Regions from separate parts of the Homo sapiens genome. Here region 2 is linked to region 1. The links are chromatin contacts, found by Hi-C in ENCODE. All regions are on one chromosome and are shown on one strand. Each heading gives the region's core, a stretch centred on a gene start or an enhancer-like site at or near the end of the contact. The rest is flanking DNA. Distances are from core to core; before and after follow the strand shown.

What was found. A loop is a pair of places that touch in the nucleus more often than their neighbours do. Pooled maps may share reads with other maps.
Region 2: a pooled map shows a loop between it and region 1 (4-fold over the local background). The contact joins the promoter of RNF215 here to the promoter of ASCC2 in region 1. A Hi-C loop is called at or near these places in 5 of 50 pooled maps.

Annotation. Positions count from the first base shown.
Region 1 is chr22:29,837,024-29,843,921 of GRCh38, reverse strand. It overlaps ASCC2 (activating signal cointegrator 1 complex subunit 2), which reads left to right and starts at 5,648. Exons shown (of 20, transcript NM_032204.5): 1 at 5,648-5,744. RefSeq lists an enhancer at 5,316-5,375.
Region 2 is chr22:30,385,423-30,392,610 of GRCh38, reverse strand. It overlaps RNF215 (ring finger protein 215), which reads left to right and starts at 5,200. Exons shown (of 9, transcript NM_001017981.2): 1 at 5,200-5,582; 2 at 5,852-5,995; 3 at 6,470-6,541; 4 at 6,622-6,707. The coding sequence starts at 5,298. RefSeq lists an enhancer at 918-1,107 and a silencer at 5,101-5,460.

The DNA.
Region 1 (6,898 bases), core at 4,399-6,898:
AGTGATAATTTGTGACTTCCAAAGCTAGGTCACAAAGACATTGGTGCTTCTGCTTTGATCTCTTAGATTGTTCCCTTTGAGAGATGCCAGGGGACATGTGGTGGGGACACTCAACTAGCCCCATAGAGAGGAACTGAGGCCCCTTGCCAATAGCCAGTACCAGCCTGGCAGTCATGTGAGTAAATGATCTACCATGGAAGTGGATCCTTCAACTCTAATCAAGCCTTCAGTCCTAGCTGACATCTGATTGCATCTTCCTGAGAGACCCTAAGCCAGAACCACCCAGCCAAGCCACTTTGGAACTCCCAACCCACAGACAACATATGGGATAATAAACTATTTTTAAAAATTGAGGTGGGGTTTCGCTATGTTGCCTGGGCTAGTCTTGAACTCCTGGGCCCAAGTTATCCTCCCACATTGGCTCTCAAAGTGCTGGGATTACAAGTGTGAGACACTGCACCTGGCCTAAAAAACTATGATTACTGTTTTGTTTTGTTTAGATGGAGTCTTGCTCTGTTGCCCAGGCTGAAGTGCAGTGGTGTGGTCTTGGCTCACTGCAACCTCTGCCTCCTGGGTTCAAGCAATTCTCCTGCCTCAGCCTCCCAAGTAGCTGGGACTATAGGCATACGCCACCATGCCCGGCTAATTCTTTGGATTTTTAGTAGAGACGGTGTTTCACCATGTTAGCCAGGATGGTCTGGATCTCCTGACCTCGTGATCTGCCTGCCTCAGCCTCCCAAAGTGCTGGGATTACAAGCGTGAGCCACAGTGCCTGGCCTATTACTGTTTTAAACTACTGTATTGTGGGATGATTTCTTGCATAGCCCCAGATGACTAATACAATTTTGGACACTTAAACTCTGGGTAAGGGGTCAACCCCACTCCACACATATTGAAATGGGAGTGACAGTTCCCTAAGGAGTGATCAAGTTGCTATTGGTAGGAAAACAGAGGAAATAAACACTGGATGCCAAACAACAGCTAATCTCAACAATGAGTGCTCTGCAAACACATGCTTGCTGGAGGACTGATGTGCAAAAGAAGGGAACACTGATTCATCTGAGGTGACTCAGAGTGTCTGGGCCAGGCAAGACTCAGACCTAGATATTTCAATGTCTATTTCGTGGCACCGAATATTGACAGTTTTCTCCCTAGTTACCCCTACACTTTGTTGGTTTTAAGAACCATGGACACTCCTCTCTTTTGCCAACCCAAACTATTGTTCTTAAATTAGTTGTTTTTCTTTTAATCTAGAGGAGAAGCCAGGCCAAGAAATTACTCTGTATTTGCATGTTTGCAAATGACTTATGCATGATTTGAGTCCTCTCCTGTTAAACCAGCTTTTAAATTTAATTTCAGTTGGACACATATTAGCTCAGACAAGAATGTGTCCTTTGTAAACCAACATTCCTCATTAAGCTCTTTAGGCAAGGGAGAAAGATGAAAGAAATGTAAAAGTTAACGCTCCAGCTGATAGGGAGTCTCCTTTCTTCCTTCCTTTTCACTAACATTTTTTGAGCACCTACTGTGTTCTTGGCATTGTCTATATTATCTCATTTAAGCCTTCTGTTTTGTTTTGTTTTGTTTTGAGACTGAAGTGCCGTGGCACAACCACAGCTTACTGCAGACTCCATCTCCCAGGCTCAAACTATCCTCCCACCTCAGCCTCCAGAGTAGCTGGGACTACAGGTGTGTGCCACCACACCCAGCTAGTTTTTTTATTTTTATTTTTTGAGAGACTAAGTCTCATTATGTTGCCTGGGTTGGTCTCGAACTCTTGGCCTCAAGCAATCCTCCCACCTCAGCCTCTCAAAGTGCTGGGATTACAGGCATGAGTCACCACACCCAGCCTTAAGCCTTCTAATGATGATGAGGTGGATATTAACTACCTTGTTTAACAGATGAGAAAACAGATATGTTTGGAGAAGTTAGGTGACTTATTGGATGTTTTGTCTTCTTACAGTCATGTTATTTAGTTCCAAAACCTTAGTGATATGAACATCTTTGTACCCATAGGGAAAGATGGAACCAGTGCATATATTTTCTCCAGATCTACTATTTTAAGTTTTTCCTGGACCAAAGGCTGCTGTATGTGATTTTCTCCCAACTAATCACCAAGATACAGATTGCATTTTCCTTGTGCCCAGTGTGTGTGGATGACAGAGAAGAAAAAACAAAATAAAACAAAAACACACAGTTTCTGGCACCTTTTTCTGTCCCTTCCATGTCAGTAGAAGATCAGTTTTCCTAAAAATGACAGCAACAGGCTGGCATGGTGGCTCATACCTGTAATCCCAGCACTTTGGGAGGCTGAGGTGGGAGGATCGTTTGAGCCCAAGAGTTCAAGACCAGCCTGGGCAACATAGTGAGACACCATCTCTACAAAAAAATTAAAAATTAGCTAGGCATGGTGGTGCATGCCTATAGTCACCCCTACTCAGGAGACTGAGGCAAGAGAATTGTTTGAGCCCAGGAGGCAGAGGCTGAAATGAGCCATGATCACACCACTGCACTCCAGCCTGGGTGACAGAGGGAGACCCTATCTCAATAATAATAATAATAATAATAACAGCAACAAAGGGAAACATTCACTGTTCTGACGCAGCTTGTGGCCCTTGAGATCTCTTGGAGCTTGGGGCTAAACAGGGCTGAATTCAAATCCCCACTCCACCCACTTACCAGCTCTGTGACTCTGGTCTAGTCTTTAAACCTCTCTTTAAAATGGGGTCATAATAGCGTCTACCTCTTATCATTGTTACAAAAAGTCAAAGAGCACCTGGCTCAGTGGCTCACACCTGTAATCCCAGCACTTTGAGAGATCAAGACGGGCAGATCACCTGAGGTCAGGAGTTTGAGACCAGCCTGCCCAACATGGCAAAACCCCATCTCTACTAAAAATACAAAAATTAGCCCAGTGCATGCCTGTAGTCCCAGCTACTACGGAGGCTGAGGCAGGAGGATGGCTTGAACCTGGGAGGCGGAGGTTGCAGTGAACCAAGATCGTGCCACTGCACTCCAGCCTGGGTAACAGAGTGAGACTCCATCTCATTTAAAAAAAAAAAAAAGTCAAAGAGATAATATGTGTAAAATGCTTATTCCAGTGCCTGGGATGAAGCAAGGGTTTGACAAATGTGGTCATTATTATCACAACTGTCTTTATCTCTCTGCACCTCTACTTCCTCTGCTGCAGACCTGGGGTTGATATGCATCCTCCAAGTATCTGTGGCAGGCAGACTCTAGAATGGCCTCCATTGATTCACATCTTTTGGTATTCATGCCCTTGTGTAATCCCCTGTGGGCAAATCCTGTGACTTGCTACTAACAAATAGAACATGGCAAAACTGATGTCACTTTCTTGATTAGGTTACATGAGGTTGTAATTTCTCTCTTCTTAGTAGAATCTCCTATTGCCTCCTTTTGTTTGTTTGAGACAGGGTCTTGCTCTGTTGTGCAGGCTGGAGTGCAGTGGTGTGATCACAGCTAACTGCAGCCTCGAACTCCTGGGCTCAAGCAATTCTCCTGCCTCGACCTCCTAAGTAGCTGGGACTACAGGCATGCACCAGCATGCCTGGCTAATTTTAAATTTTTTTTTGTAGAGACGAAGTCTCGCTATGTTGCCTAAGATGGCCTCAGACTTCTGGGCTCAAGCAATCTTCCCACCTTAGCCCCCCGAAGTGTTGGGATTATAGGCATGAGCCACGGTGCCCGGCCCCTATTGCCTTCTTTTATTTATTTATTTATTTTTAATTTTTAGAGACTGGGTCTTGCTATGTTGCTCAGGCTCAATTTGAACTCCTAGGCGCAAACAATCCTCCTGCTTCAGCCTCCCAACCTGCTGGAACCATAAGCATGTGCCACCACTCTTGGCTTCCCTATTAACTTTTAGGCTTGCATGCTTTGATGAAGCAGGCTGCTACACTGGAGAAGCCTACGTGACAAGCCTTTAGCCAAAATCCAGCTAGGAACTGAGACCCTTAGTCCAACAACCATTAAGGAACTGAATTTAGCCACTAGACATGGGAAGCAGATCCTTTTTGAGTTGAGCCTTTAAATGAGACTCCAGCCCTGGCCGATATCTTGATTGCAGTCTTGTGGGTGACCCTGATGCAGAGGAGCCAGCTATGCCATCCTCAGATTCCTGGCCCACAGAAAATGTGAGATAATAAATATGTTTGTTGGCCAGGTGTGGTGGCTCACGCCTGTAACCCCAGCACTTTGGAAGGCTGAGGCAGGCGGATCACGACGTCAAGAGATCGAGACCATCCTGGCCAACATGGTGAAACTCCGTCTCTACTAAAAATACAAAAATTAGCTGGGCCTGGTGGCTCATGCCTGTAGTCCTGCCTACTTGGGAGGCTGAGGCAGGAGAATCGCTTGAACCCACTGTAACCTCCGGGAGGCAGAGGTTACAGTGAGCCAAGATCACACCACTGCACTCCAGCCTGGTGACAGAGTGAGACTCTGTCTCAAAATAAATAAATAAATAAATGTGTTTGTTATAAGTGGCAAGCAGTGTGTTGTTATAAGTTTGTGGTAATATGTTATGCAGCAATACAAAACTAATATAATATCCAGCCCCTCTCATCTCATTTCTGGTTTACAGCCCATCTCTCCTATTTCCTTAGCACCCTGCATTCATCACACTGACTCATTGCTATTGGTTTTCTTGCACTTCCTATCCTGTAAGCCCCTTGAAGACAGGCACTGAACTAAGCATTCCTTGTAGCCCTAGTGCAGATAGCAGGGGTTGGCAGGAGTGTCCTGGGAAATATTTCACAATCCCAGGGTGGGGTTGTGTTCTCCATTCGGGGGCTTCTATAACACCCCAATAATGATGGTGGTTGGTTTTGAATTCTTACTGTGTACCAGGCACTGAGATGAAGCCAGGAATGTGTGTTCTTAACAAGTTTTCTGTGATGATTCTGATCCATAGTCAGGCTTAGGAACCACTAAACCTACATTACCTGAGACATTCTGTAGAAAAAATTGCATCCTTCTCTTAGGATAGCTATACTTGTAACTTCCTTAAACAAAACAGAACAAAACTGTATTGCATACATACAGAAAAATGCACAAATCTTAAGCGTACAATTTGATGAATTTTCCAAAGTGAACACATCTACATGGCTACCACCGAGATGAAGACAGGGGGTGACCCCAGCCTCACTTGTGGCCCCTCCCAGCCCACAGCCCCAGAGGAAACCACCAATTTTAACACCATCACTACTCATGAGTTCTGTCTGTTCTAGAATTTCCCGTAAATGAAATCGCAGTCTGTACTTGTACATCTGCTTAACATTATGTTCGTGCTTTTGACTTGTTAAAATTTCTCTTCTGGATTAAATATGTAAAACGGTGACTAAGGAGGTCGGGCAGAAGGTGGAAGCCTGGGATTCCGAGACGTCCTCTCAGGTGCCATACTTGGATTTCCCGAGAGGTGTAATCACACAGCCCGCCCTCAGCTGACCTATTCTCTGCTTAAGCAGGAAGGGAGATAGGAGGGGAAGGGGGCGTGGCTACAGACGCCGAGTGTGGGGCGGAGTCTTAAGAAGAGAGGCGCAACCCGGGTCCGGCTTCCCGGCGGTAGTTTGCTCGGCTCTGGGGGCGGGGCCAGGCCGAGACTTCCTGTCTGCTCCTGCGGAATCGCAGTTTGACCCCGGAAGTGCGGGCGCTCAGGGAGCTGTCACCGTGGTCGGCGGCGGCGGCGGCGGCGGCGGCACAGAGCCGGTGGTGGAGCCGCCGAGGTGAGTGCGTGGCTGGTCCCTGCCAGATGCAGGGCAAGGGACCCCGGAGGAGCCGCGGCTATGCCTTGGGCAGCCTTGGCTCTCCCATCCTCTGGCCTCCATTGCGGGGCCCACGCTTACGCTACCTGAGGGGTTGTGAGCCGCCTCTCGAGACTTGGCCGCCAGGGTCAGGAGCCACGGGTTCGAAGTTCGGCCCCAGAGTGGCGTTGGACCAGCCACGATCCCCCCACGTCCTCACACCCGGGGCTTCAGTTTCCTCAGGGTTCATTCATTCGTTCAGCAAATATTTGTGGAGTGCTTCCTATGTGCCAGACACAGATCTAGACATTGGGGATACAAAGAAAGCAAGACAGACAAGGCTTCTGCCCTCATGGAGCTTACAGTCTAGTGGGAGGAGATGGTCAACGACAAGCAAATGCACAAGGTCATTAAAGCTATGACAGTAACTGGGAGAGTGGATACTATAGGCAGAGCCATCAGAAGGTCTCTGAGGAGAGTAGTATTTAATTGAGAGACTAGAGGAATGATGACAAAGAGGCTGAGGGAGCAGTAGCCCCGGGGATGCTCCCAGGCCATATTGCAATTGGGTGCTTGTAGGGAGCTCCCCCTCCCTTTCTTAGCTTTTGGCTTTTGCTGTCCTGCCTGGCAGGGGAATACAGTGGTGGGCACAGACATAGTCATGATTATTGTTTGTCCTTTTGGAGCTCAAAGTTCAGATTGTCCAGTTAATTTATTTTTTCCCCCCAAGACGGGGTCTTGCTCTGTCGCCCAGGCTGGAGTGCAGTGGCGTGATCTCGTCCCACTGCAACCTCCGCCTCCCGGGTTCAAGCGATTCTCCTGCCTCAGCCTCCTGAGTAGCTAGGATTACAGGCATGCACCACCACGCCCTGCTAATTTTTTTTTTTTTTTTCGGTAGAGACGGGGTTTCACCTTGCTAGCCAGGATGGTCTCGATCTCCTGGCCTCGTGATCCGCCCGCCTTGGCCTCCCAAAGCGCTGGGATTACAGGCGTGAGCCATCGCGCCCAGCCCTGCCTACTTAATTTGTACCCGTGCTTTAGACAAAAACTCAGGTCTTCCTTGACATCACTTCTTCCTCAAGCCAGGTCTCTCTTTTAAATGCTGCCACAGCTTCATGAGCCTTATCTACATAGCT
Region 2 (7,188 bases), core at 3,951-6,450, 550 kb before region 1:
GCTGGGACCTCAGGAGTCCCCCAGAGGGGAGGGGAGGGCCGGAGGGGTGCTGGGGCCCCTGCTATGGCTCTGGCACTAGCTGGCAGGAGCCTGGGGACTTCGCTTGGGAAGGATGGGTTGCCATTTCCACCCCAAATAGAGCTAAAATAGAGTCCAGATTCGGTAGGCAAGCTTGTTCCCACACCAGTGACCTCTCAGAGCAGAATGGCATAGGAGTGGGCCCACCAACTCTGGAACCAGACTACCTAGGTTTGGGTCCGGGTTCTATAACCTAGCAAAGTTACTTGACCTCTGCCTCAATTTCTCATCTGTAAAATGGCAGTGATAATCTTACTACCTCATGTGATTGGAATGAGATTAAATGAGCGAATTCATGAAAAAAACGTTGAAGAGTACCTGGAACACTGTAAAGCTATTGGCTGTTTTTTTAAATTTTTTGTGGGTTTCTTTTTGTAGAGATGGGGGTCTCACTATGTTGCCCAGGCTGGTCTTGAACTCTTGGCCTCAACTGATCCTCCCACTGTGGCCTCCCAAACTGCTGGGATTGCAGGCATGACCCACTGTACCCAGCTGGTATCAGCTGTTTTCACTTGCATTCTCTGTTTCTTCTCTTGAATATTCTTGCCATTCAGGTGCCAGCCCACACACCACCTCTTAGAGAGGTCTCCCTTCCCTGGTAATGAGGTTGAAGTGGCCTCTGGCCCCCAGCCCCTCTCTGAGGCTATTTTATCTCATTCCTGTGGCACCTACCGTGGCCTGAAATGATCTTGCTTGTGTATGTGGTTATGGTTTTCTCTCTGTTCTCAAGGGCAGAAGCCATTGCTGGTCACGGTCACTGCTCCATGCCCAGTGCCTAGCACCGAGAAGTCCTTTGATATCCATTTGTGGGCATGACGCTCACCCTGTCCCTGAGAGCTGGACCCAAGGAAGGAGCAGGACCCCCTCTACTTTACAGCCCATGCCACAGTTAAGCTGCGGCTACTTTGCATCTGCCCTGTGTGATCTTGAGTGAGTCATCGACCCTCTGAGCATCTGGGTGAGTGGAGGGAGGTGGCAGATGGAACTAGGCAATCAAGGGACACTTTAAGATCTTCTAAGACAACTTGTTTTATGTGCTGGGCCTCATGTCCATAAGGTAAAGGAATCTTAGGGACCTCCATGTTCTAAAAATACCACCACCTCAGGCCTAGCCGTCCCTGTGGCCACTGGGCCAGAAGCCCCCACTGATGGTGACACATTTCCATGAGTTAGGCATTGTCTGCTTCAAGGCCCTTTTTGTACAAAACAAAGTCACTGGGCCCCATGTGGCCACATTCCCCAGGGACCAGCCTGCCACCTGGTGGCAGCTTGATTACATTGGCCTCTTCCTCATAGGTGGGGCCCAGGTTCATGCTCACTGGAATAGACACATATTCTAGATGTGGATTTGCCTTCCCTGCCCTTCATCCTTCTGCCAGCACCACCATCTGTGTACTCACGGAATGCCTTTTTTTTGGCATTTGCACAGCCTGGTGTGTGACCAAATAACTCATTTCACAGCAAAGGAAGAGAAGCAGAGGGCTCAGGTTCACGGAATTCAAGGGCCTTGTCATACACCCCATTCCTGGTACCAATTCTAAAACATTTCATCCTCATCACCACCCCCTTCCACTGCTGAGGTAACATATTCCATGCCTCACACTTTCATTAGTAGCTTTGTTTCTTCCTAGGTCCCCCTGCAACTTTACAGAATAAGGAGAGACAGAGGAATTGGGGCCTTCTCCATGCAGGTCTCTGCCCAGCCCAGGGCCAGGAAACCTTGTATCCCAAGAAACAAGCTACTTGGAATCACAGCATGTCTGATGAAAGGCCCTCCCAAGTCATTTAGTCCAAGCTCCCATTTTACAACTGAGGACACAGGCCAAGAAAACGGAAGTGGCTTGCCCAGAGGCCCATGGTGAGAGAGTGACAGTCCTGTCCGCTCTAGCTCCCCACCCTCTCTTGGGAGTTTGGATCTGCGGGTTGGGCTACTCCAGAGAGAGCCCACAGGGCTGAGGGTCCTGTTGTCCATCCCTGGGAGCAGGGTGCCTGCATGTCTCTTAGCTGGCATCCCTTCCCCCGCTTCTGGGGTCCTCCAGTCCCCTTCTCCTCAGATACTCCACTCCCAGGCAGGGCCTCAAGGTCACTCGTCTCCTTGCAGTCAATCTCCCACCCTTGGCTGCCTCACTTCCTGGGCTTACACTGCACTCTGCCCCCCGCCAGCATTGGCTCCAATCTTTACTGTTTCTTTACCCACCCCCTAACCCTCCTCACCCCAAAGCAGCAGAAGGCCCCTGGCTGGGCTGAGCTACACCCACCCACGTTGAGGTAACATCCTCCAGCTCTTGTTCCTTCTGCGATAACCAGGGGTTACCCCATGGAAGAACACACCACAGGGAACTGGTTACCCACCAAGTTTGCAAGGGGGCTCCGGCTCCCACTGATGGAAGGCTAGGATGTGGATATTTGTAGGGAAGCAGAACTGTGTTCTAGGTGGGGGACAAGCGTGAACAAGGACCTGCATCTGGTTGGAGTGTGTATGTTGAGGGGTGACTAGGTCAGTGGGGTGAAGGGTAGGGAGAAAGTGGGGACAGGGCAGGCAGAACATGGAGCCAAAGACCTGGCTGATTACAGGGTGCATCCTTGCAACCCTGTTGTTGGGGCTGACAGATGGGCTGGGACAGTCACAGAAATGGAGAAGCAAGCCTCTTCACGGGCACCACGGGGCTTCCACAGTGCATTTTGTAGCTTATGAAGAGTGCTTTCCCACATATGAAAAAACGTTAGTAACATATCCAATTAGTGATCCTTTATCCTTGGGCGATACATTCCAAGATCCTCAGTGGATGCCGGAAACCTCAGGTAGTGCTGAAAACATACTGTGTTTCTTCAATCTGATAACTCTGAGGCCTACTAAGTGACTAACAGGTGGTAACATTTACAGCGTGGGGAGGATTCATATCCAGGGAGGGATGGAGAGGAAGGGCAAGAGATTTCATCATGCTACTCAGAACAGCATGCAATTTAAAACTTATGAACTGTTTATTTCTGGAATTTTCCATTTAATATTTTTTTGGACCTCGGTTGGCTGAAGGTAACTAAAACCTCAGGTAAGGGGAGACTACTATAGACCAATGGAACAGAACAGAGAATCTAGCTACGTGCAGTGGCTATTGCCTGTAAGCCCAGCACTTTGGGAGGCTGAGGCAGGCAGTTCCCTTGAGCCCAGGAGTTCAAGACCAGCGTGGGCAACATGGTGAAACCCTGTCTCTACAAAAAAAAAAAAAAAAAAAAAAAAAATTAGCTGGGCATGGTGACACACCCCTGTGGTCTCAGCTACTTTGGAGGCTGAGGTGGGAGAATCAGTTGACCCTGGAGGTTGCAATGAGCTGAGAAGGCACCATTGCATTCCAGCCTGGGCAACAGAGAGAGACCCTGTCTCAAAAATAAATGCATAAATAATTTTTTAATGCTTAAACTTTTACTTTTCTTATTTAGGTCTTTAATCTATATGGAATTCATATTTTGTATATGATGTGTATGTAATAGGGGTCTAATTTCTTCTCCTAATGGTTAATTCAATTTCTTAGCACAATTTACCAAACAGTCCATGCTACTGCCTCCTTGTATCTCCACAAACACAATGTTTCCTCTGATGTACACCATCTTTAGATGTGTGGGTCAGTTTCTGGCCTATTTCATGTTCCATTTGTCTGTCTTTAGGCTGATATCGGGGGCTGTCTTATATACCCGTCTCACACTTCTTCAGGAGCAACTTGGTCATCCCATATCAGTGTTCCTACAGGTGTTCACTGTAAAATTCTTTCAATTTTTCTGGAGAAAAAAGAGTGTTGTGGCTCATCTGGCCCAGGTTGGAGTGCAGTGGCACCATCTCAGGTCACTGCAAGCTCCGCCTCCCGGGTTCACGCCATTCTGCTGCCTCAGCCTCCCGAGTAGCTGGGACTACAGGCGCCTCCCAACATGCCCGGCTATTTTTTTGCATTTTTAGTAGAGACGGGGTTTCACCTTGTTAGCCACGATGGTTTCGATCTGCTAACCTCATGATCCGCCTGCCTCAGCCTCCCAAAGTGCTGGGATTACAGGCGTGACCCACCGCGCCCTGCCCACCATACAATTTTTAAAGGCTCAGGTTTCAGACTGAGCCAGCTCCCAGCAGCCCCAACCCTTGGAGAAACGGACAAGTTTTAGAACAGTAGTGGAACTTCCACATTCCAGTAGACATTTGAGTTATTTGCTGGGGGTGAGGCAGTGTTGATTGTACATGGTGCTTATTTATTTATTTATTTATTTAGAGACGGAGTTTCACTCTTGTCGCCCAGGCTGGATTCCAATGGCGCGATCTCGGCTCGCCGCAACCTCCGCCTCCCGGGTTCAAGCGATTCTCCTGCCTCAGCCTCCTGAGTAGCTGGAATTACAGGCATGCGCCACCACGCCCGGCTAATTTTGTATTTTTAGTAGAGACGGGGTTTCTCCATGTTGGTCAGGCGGGTCTCGAACTCCCGACCTCAGGTGATCCGCCCGCCTCGGCCTCCCAAAGTGCTGGGATTACAGGCGTGAGCCACCGCGCCCGGCCTATGGTGCCCATTTCACAGATGAGGGAAGTGACCCAGCCTCTCGGTCCCACTGAGGCACTGAGTCCCTGCCTGCTTCGTTTTGCCTTGCCCCCCAGCCCCTTTCCCCTGCCCCTCTATCTCCCCTGTCGGCTTCCCACGCCAGTCTCTGGTTCTCTGCCTCCTGCTGTTTAGTGGGGTCGAGACAGGGAGGACCGGGGAAGAGAGGGATGTGACTTGGCCCTGGCCACCCCGTGGGTCCACGGGGCTGCCGCAGAACAAGGGCCTGCCACCAGGCCCCTTAGACATCCCTTGCTCCTGCCCTTCTCAGGCTCTGATCGTGTCTCTGCTCCCCCAGGTCGCCCTTTCCAACTATTTTCCTGTCTGCCCCGCTGACGCGTCCGCTGCCGAAGCACCTCCTCTCTCTGACTTTCCGCCTTCCCGCTGCGACCCCGGTTTTGCCCCTCTCCAGCTCCCTCAGCCGCGGGCACCTGAGCTCTCCGCGGCCACCAGGGGGCGCCCGCGGCCCAGTCTGGGCGCGAGAGCCGCCAAGCGCCCACTCCGTTCCTCCTGGTGCCCCGCCCCGTCCGGCCGCGGCCCCGCCCCTCCCGGCGCCCCGCCCCGTCCGGCAGCGGCCTCGCTCCCTCCGATCCCCCCCGCGCCCGGGACCCCTGGCCCCACTGTTGGGCCAGCTCGCCGGGTCCGGCCATGGGCCCCGCCGCTCGCCCCGCGCTGAGATCGCCGCCGCCGCCTCCGCCGCCGCCTCCGTCTCCGCTGCTGCTGCTGCTGCCCCTGCTGCCGCTGTGGCTGGGCCTGGCGGGGCCCGGGGCCGCGGCGGACGGCAGCGAGCCGGCGGCCGGGGCGGGGCGGGGCGGAGCCCGCGCCGTGCGGGTGGACGTGAGACTGCCGCGCCAGGACGCTCTGGTCCTGGAGGGCGTCAGGATCGGCTCCGAAGCCGACCCGGCGCCCCTGCTGGGCGGTCGTCTGCTGCTGGTGAGCGCTGCTGAGCCATCTGGCCGCATCACTAAACCCCTCTCTCAACCCTCCCTAGAGACCCCGCACCCTGAACCGACGTTCATCCTCCACCAAGCCTTGAGAGTCCAGCGCCCCTCCCCAGGCTCCCCAGGCCCCCAGCATTCCGGCTTCCCAAACCAGAGAGCCAGATGCTCTGGGAACTCTGGCCTTGGCATCCACTGTGATGACCCCGGCTCCCTCCCCCACCACACCCTACCTCCCTCTGCTCATGGCCCCTTGCCACACAGATGGACATCGTGGATGCCGAGCAGGAGGCACCAGTGGAAGGCTGGATTGCAGTGGCATACGTGGGCAAGGAGCAGGCGGCCCAGTTCCACCAGGAGAATAAGGGCAGTGGCCCGCAGGCCTATCCCAAGGCCCTGGTCCAGCAGGTGCAGGGGATGTCTATGGGGGAGGGGGCTGGAGGAAAGGATTCCAAGGCATCTGCTAGAGCCAGGCCCTCCTTAGATGGGCCCTTAAGAGCTTGCAGAGAAGCCCTAGGCCTGGTGGGTCAGGGCACCCCAGTTTGAAGAATGGAGTCAGTATGGCTTCGAAGCAGGGAGGTGAGAGGAGGCCAGAGAGAGGTTGAGAAGCTTGACCAGGCTCTGAGAGTATGGGATGGGGGAGCTGCTGCTGACGACCACTGCTGGGACTGCCCTGATAGGACCGGGGAAGGCACAGCGCATCTGGAAGGGAGGCAGGAGGAAGAAAGCAGTTTCCACCTTTGACCTCAAGGAGCTTATGGCAGTCTGTCCAGAGTTTTGCTCACTGCAGGGCCAGGAGCTAAGAGCAGCTAGGGCTGCAGGTGGTGAGACAGGTGTGCAGGCAGGGTATATGCTAGCCTCTCGCCTTCTATCCCTCTGCAGATGCGGCGGGCCCTCTTCCTGGGTGCCTCTGCCCTGCTTCTTCTCATCCTGAACCACAACGTGGTCCGAGAGGTAAATCGGACCAGGCCGTGAGGGTAAGCAAGCTGGGGAAAGGGGGACCCAGGCCTGCTGACCTCCTTGTCTCCCTGCAGCTGGACATATCCCAGCTTCTGCTCAGGCCAGTGATCGTCCTCCATTATTCCTCCAATGTCACCAAGCTGTTGGATGCATTGCTGCAGTGAGTTGGTATTTAGACTTCAAAGGACTGACCCTGGGTACAGAGAGCCCCTGGTTCTCCCATGGACTGAGGGGGCTTGGGACCAGGGCCTTACCTGTTAGCCTTTTTTTTTTTTTTTGAGATGGAGTATCACTCGTGTTGCCCAGGCTGGAGTGCAGTGGCGCAATCTCGGCTCACTGGAACCTCTGCCTTCCAGGTTCAAGTGATTCTCCTGCCTCAGTCTCCCAAGTAGCTAGGATCACAGTCATGTGCCACCACACCCAGCTAATTTTTTGTATTTTTAGTAGAGACAGGGTTTCACCATGTTGGCCAGGCTGGTCTTGAACACCTGACCTCAGTTCCACCTGCCTCGGCCTCCCAAAGTGCTGGGATTACAGGCAGGAGCCCCCGTTGCCACTGCTGCTGCTGCTGCCCCTGCTGCCACTGTGGCTGGGCCTGGCAGGGCCCGGCCTAACTGTTAACTTTTTTTTTTTTTTTTTTT